2 separate regions of the Homo sapiens genome follow, and region 2 is linked to region 1. The links are chromatin loops, found by intact Hi-C in ENCODE. Cell type or tissue: Calu3. All regions are shown on one strand. Links, peaks and the distances in the headings refer to the core of each region. The heading gives the core; the rest is flanking DNA.

Evidence for each region. Hi-C counts contacts between places; a loop is a spot of excess contacts. Peaks named below come from ENCODE experiments on the same cell type or tissue, not always from the same donor. Only the 100,000 strongest peaks of a DNase experiment are listed, where the experiment ranks them.
Region 2: a loop joins it to region 1, with 2.3 times the contacts of the local background. A loop is called at or near these places in 2 of 110 quality-filtered maps.

The regions. Positions count from the first base shown.
Region 1 is chr3:351,579-359,049 of GRCh38, reverse strand. It overlaps CHL1 (cell adhesion molecule L1 like), which reads right to left. Exons shown (of 28, transcript NM_006614.4): 11 at 4,279-4,410. Among named protein-coding and RNA genes, the nearest start is that of CHL1-AS1, 30 kb to the left of the region's middle. In Calu3, for the core only: a CTCF peak has its summit at 4,511 (motif pointing right); a DNase peak (open chromatin) is centred at 4,499.
Region 2 is chr3:289,653-297,123 of GRCh38, reverse strand. All of the region lies in intron 2 of CHL1 (cell adhesion molecule L1 like), which reads right to left. Among named protein-coding and RNA genes, the nearest start is that of CHL1-AS1, 92 kb to the left of the region's middle. In Calu3, for the core only: no CTCF peak of the experiment used is centred there; a DNase peak (open chromatin) is centred at 2,893.

The DNA of each region.
Region 1 (7,471 bases), core at 1,499-6,498:
TCTATAGTATATATATAGATATAAATATATATTATTATATTATATATAATATCCGTATATAATATATATATATATAACATATATTTTATATATATAAATCCAGTGGGAAGGAAAACATGTTAGCTGGAAATGTCAAGGGAAGGGCACAAATGCAAAAATTTTTAGTTTAAAGGACATTACAAGATTAATAATCAATCGAATTCTACTTTTCTGATTGTCTCTCCATTATACGAGATAATGACTATACTAAGCTTTAGGTTCTAGAAAACATGAATACTACATATTGAAATAAAAGACTTACACATCTTTTTCTGCCTAGGAGTCACAAATGAAGATTTTTTTCACTTGACTGTGAGCTCTCTAAGGGCAGGACCTGAGTGTGAGGTTGTGCAGTGTGTCCCCACTGCCCAAAGAGCAGCTACCAGAGAAAATCCAGCCAGTAAATACTTATTGGAATGACTTAAAATGTTAGGTTGGGTAACCTTTATTCCTGAAAGGCCCCTGTAAGTAGGCAAAACAATAGCCCCTGAAAGATGTACACGTTCTAAGTCCCAGAATGTATGACTTTGTTACTTTACATGGAAAAAAGGGACTTGCAGATGTGATTAAGATTAAGGACATTGAGGTAGGAAAATTATTTCCTACATCTGGATGACCCAAGTGGGCTCAATGTAATCACAAAGCTCCTGAAAATCAGAAGGCCCTCCTTGGCTATGGTCAGAGGGAAATGTGACCATGGAAGGATGGTCAGAGAGATGCAGTGTAGCTGGCTTTCAAAATGGCGGAAGGGAGCCAGGAATGTGGGCAGCCTGGAAAAGCTGGAAAAGGCAAACGAAGGAATGCTCTCCAAGCACTTCCAGGACATGGCACTGCTGACATTTTGATTTTAGCCAAGACTCGTGTTGGACTTTTACAGAAATGTAAAATAGTGTACATGCACTATTTTAAGACACTAAGTTTATGGTAATTTAATTTGTTACAGCAATGTTAGAAAACTAATACAATCCTGTTGAACAATTTATCACTTATTTCTTGCAAATTAGCAAGATGAGTAGCTCTTCCAAGTTTTTAAAGGCTAAACTCTTTAGGAATGCTGCAAAGCACTGAGTCTCTAATCCCACTCTTCACTTCCACACCCCACTCAGGGTCCTAAGACTTTCAGAGTTAACGCCATCCTCCCATTTAGTTCTCCTTATCCCGTCTGATCCATGCATGGCTCTGAATTAACACTGCATTACAAAAGTAAGAAATTAGACTATATAAATGATACTTTATTTAAGTAATTAAACATTGCTTAAATCTGCCTGTTGGCATGGGTATGGAAATTGTTGTGTATTGACAAAGGCTAACAGAAGCTCCCAGGATTCAAGAAGGCCAAGTCTTTATAAAACACACTAGTCCTGACATACTTCAGAAATTCTTTCTCAGTTTTGTCTTTGGTCAACCCTGTGAGAAATCATGCAATAAAATGGACGAAACTTCAGCTCTGGAGTTAATCCTTCCTGGGTTTAGTTCCTGGTTTTAAATGTACCTGGGTTGCATTCTCCAGTAAGTAATGTAACCTCTCTGAGTCTCAGTTGCCAATGGAGAATAATAGAATCTATTTTTCAAGCTGCTACGAGGTTCAGAAATATCATATGCAAAGCATGTGAAAAGGGTTAGTCCGATAATCAATAATAGCAATCATTTTGATTTAATTTTGAAATAACATGGGGAAAGGATATATAACCTCTAAAACTAAAATAAGCTTAAAGAGGTTTCAAATCCTCTAGCCAACACTCTGTCATCAAATATCCCAGCCTATAAAAGTTTACGACCTGTTTGCAGGGCAACAAGTAGAGCCAGGGCCAAAAGCTGTGAACAGAACACCGAGCTTGGATTCCAGCCACCTGGCTTTGGTTTGAAGTCTACCATTATTCAGCTGTGTGGTCTCGCATAAGTTTATTTTCAGCCTTGACCTCCTCATCCATTAACAAACCTATTGGCTCAATTTCAAAATAAATCCAGAAGCCAACCATGACTGCCACCAATCTAGCCCTGAGCGCAGAGCCTCTCAGATGGCCTCCTACCTAGTATCAATCACACAGTCCATTCTCCATTCAAAGGCCAGGAAAATACCTTGTAAAAATGTAAATTAGATTGTGTCACTCTTCTGCTTAAAATTCTCCAAGAGCTGCCTAGTGTATTCTCAAAATCCCAAGGCCCTACTTCGATGTTCATCTTTACCTGAGCTCTGGCCCCTTCCCCTGCTGGCGGATCTGGTGGCCTAGGGCTGCCCCTTGCACTCCCTCAGCTTCAGTCACACTCACCTCTTTTCTCCTCCTCAACACACCTCTCCACTGAGACAGCACTTTCCCTGCTATTTAGGTGGCTGACTTCCTCACTTCCTTCCCATCTCCACTCAAAGGTAAATTACCACAGGGGTCTTACTATTATGATCTTAAGATTGCAACTCTGGGTCCTGAACCTCTTTCAGGCACTGCCCTTACCCAGCTATTTTCTGCTTTATCACACCATAGCACACACTCATGTGTTATTTGTCTAATGGCAGGAGAGCAAGGATTCCATCCATTTTATTCACTGTTGTATATCTCAAGCATGAAGTCCAGTGCCGGGAACATAGAAAGTACCCCATAAATATTATTGAATGAACGAATCAGTTAAATATGAATAATAGCACCTCCTTTATAAAGTTCTTTTGAGGATTCTAAGTAATTTGTGAATGTCTTTTGTAAACAGCCAAATACCATCCAAATATAATATTTTATGATTTTGTGTTCCGGAGAATCTGCGTTCCTTACTTTTGTAACCTGAACATTCATTATAAACAAAAGTTGCTTTCATTTCCCTTCGTCTACCCAAAACCTCATTATTATTTTTCATTTTTTATTCTGTTCCCTAAAGAGATGAAGAGAAAAATCCCAAATCTGAAGATAGTTAATAATGAGGACTAAGGTTTCCTGAGTGTCTGTTATGGGAAAACAATACCAACCAACCATACCTTACGGGGGGCTGTTTTTGTGGCAGTCCCCGTGCTAAGCATTCTCTGCATGATGTTTCCTTTAATCCACAAAACAACCCCGTGAGTCAGTGTTATTTTTATCCCAATTTACTGATGAAGAAATGGGTTTGAAGAGGGTCAGTGATACTCCCCGTCACGCAGCTAGTAAGTGGTAGAGTCAGTATGCAAACCCAGGCAGTCTGGCTCCAGAGTTTATAAACCATCACAGTGCTCTACAGATGAATCACTGCCCTAGGCAGCTGGCCACATTTTTTTTCATTCAAGCACAACCAACCGCCACTATCTCCATTTTGCAGTTTAAAAAACGTAAGCTTGGGGAGATTCAGAAAACACCTCAAGATGAAACAGCTGGCAAGGTGCACATCCTAGACGGGACCCGAGGTCTGTTATCCACCAAGTGGCTCACCCTTGACTTGTGCAGGCCCCAGAGCAAAAGGACAAATGGAAGCCACTATCGTACCTGCTCTTAATTAAGCAATTGACACGTAAAAATATGTTCTATCCTTCTTCCTGAACAAGGACATCCAAAATAATCTGAGCTCTAGGTTCCAGTGGAAGATTTGGGGACTCCTTGGAGCTCTATGCTGAGCATGGTGAAATGGGGAGAGTTGGCCCTCAGTGCTGGGCCATTCCTGTCTTTCCCCGCCCAGCCCATTTGGAGTGGGCTCAGGGTGGACCGGGCATGGGGATTTTCAGGTCTTTGTGCTTGAGGTTGGTAGCAAATAGGCAGTAATGGGACCATGTTCAGACTTGGGATGCCTCCTTTTCCCTGAGGATGCTTTCAAATCATGGAGACAAGCGGGACCAGAGGGTGATCAGAGCAAGTCCCTTAAAAGGGCAGAGCCCAGGACAGGTGTTGCTGTTGCCTGAGCCTAAAGGAGGTCCTGACTTTGAACCTGTGCCCTCAGCTGCTAGGCTACTGTTCTGTTTCTTCTCAGGGACAGGAACAATAATTGGCTTTTTTCCTTGGATGCATCCTCTTTCTCATTCAATTTTCTTTTTAAAAATTAAAAATCTTTATTCTTATATATAATTTATAAGAGGGCACAGGCAGTATAAATATTATTTATGGCTCTTCCATGAATATCAAGTCTTAACAACCAAATTGCTTAGAAATAAACAATCTCTGATTTGCTGGTTGTATCTGTCCTGCTAATCCAACCACATACCAACTTCATTTTACACACGTCTGACCATCATTAATCCCGTCAAACCAGGGCCTTCAGCATTGCATTGCAATTGGTTTTTAAACTTACTGTCAACTGGGGAGCCATTGACTCTCCACTTGATTGTGGGTTGAGGTTCTCCTTCAGCCTCACATAACAAGATGCCATTGCTTCCGGTGCTATACACAGCACTCTGAGGCTTCTTTGTCCAGCGAGGAGGCTCTGGATGTAAAGTGAAGAGCTCATGAGAGATGTTATCTATGTCAAAAAGTCCAAAAATGTTAAGGCCTGTATTTCTACTTTGCACCAGCAGAGGGCAGACACCACAAAGGGTTTCATAGTAGCTCTTTTTGGTAAACTTGCTCTGCAAAGCAAGGTGGGAGCTGCTTTTGTGTTGTATGGTGTGTGTGTGTGTGTGTGTGTGTGTGCTTGTGTTTAATTTGGACTCAGCATGTATCATACATCAACATACTGAAAATAGTTATATACAACCATTTTATTTAGCTATACAAGTAGCTACCCCACTAGGAAAAAATGAGGGAAGAATAAGCAGATGGTGAGTTTATTTAGAGCTCACTACAGGTTATTTTCAAGCTGCAGCATGGCATCTAAAAAGGTGGATACACAAGAATTATATTGTAAGAATTTTAAAAATAAAACTAATTAAAATATTTAATGCTTATTTTGAATATTTCTTAGTGATCTTATAGCATTTATACATATAATCTACTTGAAAAATATTATTTCCTAGAGTTTTTTTGTAAGAGGGGAGAGAGAGAAGCCCAAAAGCAGTGTTTAGCTTTCTGCAGTCAAAACAATGCAGCAAAATATACCTTAAAATTACCTGTATCTTTCTATGCCCTAATGCTCCAGTGTAACAATACTACAAAGTATGTCAGAAACAGATGACACATTTTACTGGATTTCCATGTTTTTATAACTCTATGTTTTATAACTTCATGAATATTGCTATGTCAGGGGTAACTAAAAGGTTTAGATTAAAGTGTTGATGGTTTGGATAATTTGATTTCAGAGAAAATTGCACAAAACCTGCAGGTAGCAACTCCCATCAAGTGTAGTTTGGTTATTTCCCCAAAGATATTTTAGATTTCCATTTTTAGCTAAAAACGAAAGTCTTCAAAGATATATGTATGTATACAATGAAAAAATATCATTAAAATTTTTCTAAGTAAAGGAAGAAAAAGAGGATTATGTAAAAAGGAAAGAACTGTAAGTTCATCAGAGGAAACAAAAGTACACAACTAGCCTTGGCAAGTTCAAGTTCAAGTCCAAGTGAGATAAGTGCCTTTGTAATTACTCCACAGGGTGTGGACTTAATTGTTAAATTCCAAGTTAAATATCTGTATTCATAAGCTGTACTACCTGTAAATGTTTAGTCACTTGGTTTAAAATACACTAGTCCAAATTATAAACTGCGATCATTTTCTGAGGTGAAGGTTTATTTTTGTCTATTTTGCATTTTTTTAATGATATCCTTACTTTTTTTCTGGTTATTTTAATACAACCAATATAAAACTAAATATCTGTAAGTTAGAGAAAAATATTCCATGAACATGAACATTATGGCATATCATATTTATAATAGAAAATTACAACTATTGCTTTCAACGTATGCAGAAATAAAGAAAATCAAGCAATAATGATATTTCTGTAAATCTTCTTGAATAATTACTATTGCCATTAGGATATTTACTATTAGGACTATTAGTAATATTAGTATTACTGAAAGAGGTTCCAAATTATCACGTCATCCAATCCTTTCATCTTACAGACAGAGGGCTGAGCTTTGGAGAAGTTGCCTAACTTGCCCAGGCCCACCAGCAAAGGAAGCTCCAGTTCCTGTTCTCGCCATTCCACAGATAAATACACAGCAACTATGGATGAGCAGCATTTAGACTCTGAAGTCATGTGGTTTTTGTTTCTAATTTAGTGTTATCTTATGAATTTGTATCAAAGACAGGAAAGAAGGCCAGCCCAATTTATGCTTCCAAATCCAAGCTCCCCCAATATTTATCAACTGACTCAAGAAGTTCTGAGCATTCACTAGGCTTCCTCACTATACTTTACCTTAACCCTTCTTTATAAGCTTTCTTTATAATTGCTTGAAAATTTACTTTAATGCTTTTCATCCATTTCTCCTATAGAAGTAAGCTGGTCCTGAATCATGTAATATTGGGAGGGACTTGAGTCAAGCTTGTTCTGCTCAGAAACAGCTGCTTCTTGAGCCTTAAAACCAAAAATTCTGAGGAAAAATACCATCCTCATAGAAACCCATTCTTTTATCTATTATCCTAAGACATATGGTAACAGATGAAAATTGCTTATGTTGAAACTTTATGCATTTTCTCATAATTGTAAATACAAAAATAAGATGATAAATATTTCTCATGTTGCTGGAAACAGATGCAAATGTCTGAACATTGGGACTATATATTAAGCAAGCTAAATAGAGATGTTTATCACTAGGAAAAAAACAAAATAAAACAAACTTGGTACCTATAGAACATACAACACTGGTTATTTTTAGTAAAACTGTTTCTTCACAGGTTCTTATTAAAATCTATATTTTAATAAATCAAAACTTGTTAGGTTCAACAAAAATTGGATTTAATCGCAACATTTTAGAAATAGGTTTGTTATTTGAAAACAAGGATTTCTCAAGTATATTAATGACTGAGTTGCATTTGATTTTATGACAACCTTTGAAAATGCAAAAACATTTTGGATTATACTATGGCTCTATAATTACATATAAATGCTTTCCTATTTCACTTACTAAAATTCAAAGGCTTTAAATAATTCAAAAGTTGACAACATAAAAATTATTGGTGGGAGCTTATTTTTAAATAGTCTATTGAAATGTGATTGTGATTATATTTTGATTTCTGGATGTAGACTGTTTTAGATGTCACTATAATATATCTCTTTTTATTGAATGTGTAATTAATCATATCTTAGATATTTAGAATATACAGTTGTACCTAGTCAAGACATCCTGGCTGCTTTTGCTCATACATATTATAGGATTTGAAGTGCAGTCTGATTTTATATTTAGGATGTTGCAACCTAAATTACAAGCTCATAGTATTTGATTATATTATGTTTGGTAATAGGAAAGACATTGCACATACAGAAAGAATCCAATCGAATCCATGATTTTACTTAAGCACAATGGGTGTTTTCAGAATGGAGTAGATTTTCAAAATATACAATAGCATTGCTATTTTCTCACATGGCAAATCCTTATTATTTAATGTGGGCT
Region 2 (7,471 bases), core at 808-5,807, 61 kb after region 1:
CTCCCGAGCAGCTGGGACTACAGGTGCGCACCACCATGCCTGGCTATCTCTCCCTTGTATTATCTCCCCATCCTCTAACTAATTCTCTGTTCTAATCCCTTTCCTTTGTACCTCTCCTATCTGTCCTCTCCTCACATACAAACTCAGGATGTCCCCACTCTTCTTTCTGTTGCTTGTTTTGCACATTCTCTCCCTCCCACTCTTCCTATCTCTCTAATCTGTCTCCCTGACTTCACTATGTAGTTTGCTGATATAATTACATGCACATATATTCCAACAAACCTAAAGAAATATATAAACATTGGTTTAACTCTTCTCCTCTGATTCAAGTCTATATTTTCCCCCTTACAGTGTTTTGTTTATATAAATATATAAAACTGGATACAATGTCTGCCTTCCACTTCTTTCCATTTTAAAAATAACTTCCCCTCATTTTTCCCAAGTGCAGGCTCATGACCTAAGCTGGGGCATCCATACCATCTAACCTTCAGGCTGCTGCAATGAGTCCAAAATGTGACCCAAGTGTGGATAGTCACAGTGATTCCTTGAGAATTTCCAAAGCCTCTTTTCCTCTGTGGTCATGAAACTATGAAAGCATGAGTTAGAAAGTGCCGACGACCGTGGTTCTAAATTCATGAAGAGGTCAGTGACAAATAATAAAGAAGTGATTACAAAGGGAAGAAAAAAAAGCATGAGAGAAAGGCGACAGGATTTATATCCTAATATCAGGTATCCCTAAGGCCAGTCCCACCTGTATTTTCACAGAATTTTGGTATATAAAATAGTAAATTCCATTTGTATTAGGTAGCTTGAGTTCAGTTTTTATTACTTGCAACAAGTCTTAATTTCGATGAACGATATAAAAATCTGTATATGGAGGATAGGTCTTAACTGAATGATAGGCCAGGAATAATCACCAATGTAGAGGAAAGGCAAGTATCTACTAAGTGCGTACGGGATATTAAAATGAAGTTTCAGCTGATGCACCAAGAGACTCAAGCAGTATATTCCAAAGAATGTGCTAAACATTGCATTCACTAAGAAGGGGTCTGAACTCCTCACCACATCAAAAATATAAAGCAATCAGTAGTTAGGATGGAATTACAGGAGTATTTTTTTTTTGAGAGGGAGTTGTACTATAGTTCCCAAATTTCCTCAGGAAGAAGGGGCACCAAGGTTCTCTCTTCCGAATTCAAAATGAGAGACTTAGACTTTGCACATGATTGTTTAGATCTGTGTACACTCAATCGTCGCTTAAAACATAAGCCTGGCAACGGAGCAACCCTGCTCACTGGACAGGCTGTCCAGCATTTGTTAACTTGCATATAGTTAATAGTAACGGAAGTACAAAAGAAAAGCCACAGCCATTGCTTGACTTTATCAGTCCTCTTCCTGTGCTTAGAAAATTGTGTTTAATTGTCATTAGGACACTTCCCATTCAAATTACATATCCAAAAGCAGAGAACTGACCCTTCACTGTTTTAGAGTGGTGCTAACTTTCCTTTGCATTTTTATTTGAGAACTCTGACAGAGATGGATGACTAAGAACAGAAGAAAAAAAAAGAGTTACTTCCAAAGAACGAAACATTTTATCATTTTGCATCCATGACCTCTTTCTTAACATCATTTCATGTTACTTTTTAATGTGCCTTTGTTTGTTGTTGCTCTGATGATTGTATCACTTTTATTTAAGTCTTATCCATGTTAATCCTTCTCCTATTCAGTGCTTTTGGCCATTAGTCAAAGGGTAAGCAATGTTTAAGCAGCTGCTTCTTCTGTGGCTTCGGGACACTAGAAACTCTCCTAATTAAATACTATGTGCTCTCTGGCTTCTTCCTTGGCCTTTTTGGTTCTGTGACTGTTCGTGTAAAGAAAATAATTTTGCCTTTTATCACTCTAACAGGCCCTCTGAAGAAATGTGAAATCAGCTCCTTCCCTAAATTTTGTTAGTTTTTTTGGGAGGGGGATTGGGAGGCAGATTGTGCCTTACAAACAGAAACGACCCAGTAGACTCCTGTTTATGGCTACACAAAAGAAGGAGGCAAAGAAAGAAAAGAAACAAAGGAAGAAAGGAAGAGGAGAAGGAGAAAGGGAGGGCAAGAAAACAAAGTTTAATCTCTCTACAAATTATTACCATTTTAATAAGTATAATTTCAATAATAAGTAATATAAGCTATCTTAGAACAGCATTATAGTGTCTGGCACATAGTAAACATTCAATAAATATTTGTTAAATGAATAAAAGGAATAAATTAATGACATGTAACTATGCCAATTAGGCATGTATTGCCATGCATTCTCACTGGTGAATAGCTCAAAATCTGAATTGTGGTCGACCGCAGTTTTGAAGGTCAAGAGGTATTCTACCCTGGGATGTGATGAATCAAACTTACTAATTATATTGACTATATTAGTTTCCATTTTTTGTTATGGGCATGCCTGTACTGTTACTAATATAATAATTCTATATTTGGAAAAAAAAGGAATATTTTAGAAGGGTTTAGTGAATGACTACCTTTCATAATCTAGGAACAATAGTGAATGTGGAAAAAAAGAAAATGATAAGATTTTTCTCTCAGACAACACACATTGTGAGGGATCTTGGTATAACCTGTTTGTGGTTACCGTTTTAAGACTCACAGTCAACGTAATCTGAGCTTGTTTAAACATGTACAATTAAATAATATTACATGGGTAACTTGGGAAGGTCCTGATTAATTTACCTTCCTCGTTAACTCAATGAACTCAGAAACAACCCCCTTGATTCTAGTACGTATGTAGGTATGTACGTACCTATTTATTTTGAGACAAGAGTCTTGCTCTGTCACCCAGACTGGAGAGCAGTGGTGTAATCATGACTCACTGCATCCTCGACCTCCCAGGCTCAAGTGATTCTCCAACCTCACCCTCCTGAGTAGCCGAGACTGCAGGTGCCTGCCACCACACCCAGCTAATTTTTGAATTTTGTATAGAGACAGGGTTTCGTCATGTTGCCCAGTCTGGTCTTGAACTCCTAGGCTCAACCGATCTGCCTGCCTCGGCCTCCCAAAGTGCTTAGAACACAGGTGTGAGCCACTGCTCCCAGCCTGTAACCTTTATTTTAAAAATCTAAGGTGGATGGGTCACCTGAAGTCAGGAGTTTGAGATTAACCTGGCCAACACAGTGAAGCCTGTCTCTACAAAAAAATTCAAAAATTAGCTGGGTGTGGTGGCAACTGCCTGTAATCCCAGCTACTCAGGAGGCTGAGGCAGGAGAATTGCTTGAACCCCAGAGGCTGAGTGACAGAGCAAGACTCCATCTCAAAAAAAAAAAAAAAATCTTCTCCAGCCTTTCCACAAAATAGCATTAAGAATCACAATTTAACACACATAAGTAAATGTATCCAATATGTCTTCAGGTTACAGTGGCTCACAATCATCATTTGGAATCTTTGACAGAACAAAAGTGAAAGTTGCAGGAAACTGGGTAGTATCTTATCAAACATTAGAACGTATGACGCTGGGTCTTTGATTTCTAAATAAATGTTCCATATGTATTCTTTTTGTTTATTTTATATTTGCTCCTTTTTCTCAGAAATACAGGGGGAAAGATTCAATTAGGGTTTTTTTAAAATTTTTTTTGATGGAGTGTCACTCTGTGGCCCAGGCTGGAGTGCAGTGGCTCGATCTCTCAGCCCACTGCAACCTTCACCTCCCCGGTTGAAGCGATTCTTGTGCTACAGCCTCCAGAGTAGCTGGGACTACAGGCACCTGCCATCATGCCCGGCTAATTTTTTGTATTTTTAGTAGAGACAAGTTTTCCCCATGTTGGCAAGGCTGGTCTCAAACTCCTGGCCTCAAGAGAACCATCCACCTCGGCCTCCCAAAGTGCTAGGATTACAAGCATGAGCCGCTGCACTCAGCCACAAGTTTTTTTTGTAGTTTATTCCTCAGCATTCTAAATTTGAATGAATGCATAAATCATTTATTATTTAAAGGAAAGACTTGATTTTTATAAACTAACCTGAAGCACTGTGCTATATCTATGTATTTATATCCAAATAACTGTTCGATAAACATTAATTTGGTTTTTGTGTAAAAATCATGAGTTACTGGGTAAACCCATGTGTTGGCTTAATACAAATCAATAAAAAGCTTCGGTAGTTCACTTGGTGATACAGCTTGGATATCTGTCTCAACCACATCTCCTGTTGAAACGTACTCCCTGATTTTGGAGGTGGTGCCTGGTAGGAGGTATCTGGGTGATGCGGGTAGATCCCTCATGGCTGGGTGCTGTCCATGATAGTGAGTTCTCTTGAGATCTGGTTGTTTAGAAGCGTGTGGCGCCTCCCCCACTCTCTCCCTCTTGCTCCTGCTCTGGCCATGTGACGTGCCTGCTTCCGCTTCACCTTCCACCATGAGTAAAAGCTCCCTGTGGCTTCCCCAGAAGCTGAGCGGTGCCATGGTTGTAGACTGCAGAACCATGAGCCAACTAACCTCTTTTCTTTATAAATTACTAAGTCTCGGGTATTCCTTTATAGCAATACAAGAACAGCTCAACACACTTGTGAATAAGATAGCAATTTTTGCCCCCAATAAGATTTACCTACTGTGGTGTGGTGAATCCAACTTACTAATTATATTGGCTATATTAATTTCCACCAGTGGTCTTGTAGACACTGTTTCCAATATAACAATTTTTATTTAAAAAGAGGACTTACTGAATGACTATAAAACCTGATTCTTGCTTTCCATAAGTAAAAATACTAAAAGGAAATATGTGGGAAAGTCAAGTAAAGCTTTGTGATTAAATATGTGCAGACAGCACAGCTAGCCCCTCAGTGCCTAAACAGATTAGCCCCATTCAAGCAGTAGTTGCCCTGTTTGCAGAAACAACACAGCCTTTGGCAGTTTTGACTTAATGCATCTGTAATGAAAACAATACGTCTACCATTTAGATATTTTTATAAGATTTGAAACACAGAGTCAGCATTTCTAAGGAGTCAATTTGTGAGGAACACTTTTATGACTTCTAGAGCTTGTACAGAGCAGCAAAGAACAAGACACAAATAATAGGCGGTTTCTAACACTCTGAAACGTGCAAGAGGAATCGTTTCCACCTTTTCTTTCTCCTGGTTAGTGCTGACATCAAAATGAACATTTGAATTTCAGGGTGAGCATAAGTCCTGCCTTAGAAGGGATATTTCCAAACACACAAAGGTTATATTTATAAGCTGAGCTGCAAAAGACAATTTTTCTGCTGTGAGACTCGACAGGACCAGCCTAGTCAGCAGGATTTTAAAATCCTTCTGCAGACATATGTTAGCCAAGTTACTGGACTGGTCCAAGGCTCATTACATCTGCTGACAATCATTTTGAACAAGTATAAACCAAACACTTCTGAGTCTACCAGTGCAAATATGGGTCAGTCAGTATTTTAAAAAAATGAGAAAAAAAATGACCTCTAAAAATCTCTTATTTGGAGAGTAATAGTATGTATTTAATGAGAAATAACAATGTATAGGAAAATTTATTACTTGCCTGCTTATATGAACCAAATTACTTACTTTGTAGGTTTTATATCAGTGATCCTAAAAATACTATTATTGGAAAGCCAAGTAAGGCCAGAGTGATCAGGCTTCTTTATACTGGACATCTAATTCCTTCTGAGGTTAAAAAAAAGAAAAAGAAAAAGAAAAGAAAAGAAGAGAAAAGAAAAAATAAAACTAAAATCAATCTGAGAAAAATTGTATAATAAAACTTACCCAATATGTTTTTTAAGTGACTACAATGATGAAAAGACCTGGGTAGAATACATTTGCAATAATAAGGAAATATAGTAATGCTAATATATATGACATCATTATGAGTTTAAGTTTTGTGTCTCCAGGATAAATAAATTCAAAAGGTTTTCCCCCTTATTAATAGCAAAATTAACATAGTTCCTTTTTGTTAACCAACCTCTTCCTCTTTACCTTGCATTACAAGAGATACTAGTTCACTACTCATAATGAAATACAAATATTAAACAGGCAACCCTGGTTTACAGCAAAAAAGTCCTATATTAATGTTTTGAACTATACAATATTATTTATAAATTAATTTCAATGACTATGTTATTAAGCAAAATTAAAATCCTCAAAATAGAAAATAAACAATTTGGTGGTTTTAACTTTTTTTCTTTTTCTTTCTTTCTTTTTTTTTTTTTTGAGACAGAGTCTCATTCTATTGCCCAAGCTGGAGTGCAGTGGTACATTCTCTGCTCACCACAACCTCTGTCTCCCGGGTTCAAGCAATTCTCCTGCCTCAGCCTCCCAAGTAGCTGGGATTACAGGTGTGTGCCACCACACCTGGCTAATTAAAATAGACAACTTTTTGTGTGTGATTACAGCTCCAATCACCTTATTGCCATCTGATGTTCTCAGCAATTCCATAAAGTTCCAAATGAGGAAAGGGGTTTATGCATTCTTTCAACAAGCATTAACTGAATGCCTACTGTACTCTAGGAACAGGGCCAGGGTCAGAAGTAGAGAGTGATGAAGACATAGTTTCATCCTAAATTATGTTAGTCAGGCATGACTAATTAGAATTTGTCATTCAATTAAGCAAACAGAAATCAAGAGATGGAAGAAAATACTAAACCCAGGTCTTTCATTGGCTTCTGATGACTAAAAGGAGCTCATTTTCTCTTTTCTAACCTAGAATATAAATACTGTCTGTTCTCATTATCCACAGATTCCATATTTGCAAATACAGCTATTTGCTAATATTAATTTGTACTCCAAATTAATACTCACAATATTTGTGTGATCTTTCCCCAACATGTGCAGAGAATCACAAAATTTGAGTTACCCCCTACACATGTTGCCAGCTGAGGTTGAACAAAGTGAAACTCTGCCTTCATGTTTCAGTTCTCTTACTATAAACAAGTGGTTTTTTCATGGTCTATTTAGTTCTTCTCATTTTTATGTTTTTTGTTTATGATTCTGCTGTTTAAAATGACTTGCTGTTTAAAAATAATGCAGAAGTGCTCCCTAGTTTTCTTAAGCACAAGGAGGCTATAACATGCCTTACAGAGAAAAAAACTGTGTTGAACAAGCTTCAATGAGGGGTGAGTTACGGTGCTATTGGCTATGAGTATACTGTGAGTATACTGCACTCCACCCTGGGTGATAGAGTGAGACTCCATCTCAAAAAAAAAAAAAAAAAAAAAGATACCAGTGGAGCAATGTATCTATGTGCTACCATAACAAAAATGATCATTTTTTTGGTATATTTGATGCTCGAAAGCACATGAGCATCAATATGTATTAAGTAAATGTATTAATGAGCATACAATATGTATTAAATAAGATGTATTAAATCAATATGTATTAAATAAATGTATTAATGAGCATAAAATATGTATTAAATAAGATATGTATTAAATCAATATGTATTAAATAAATGTATTAATGAGCATACAATATGTATTACATAAGATATCATTAAA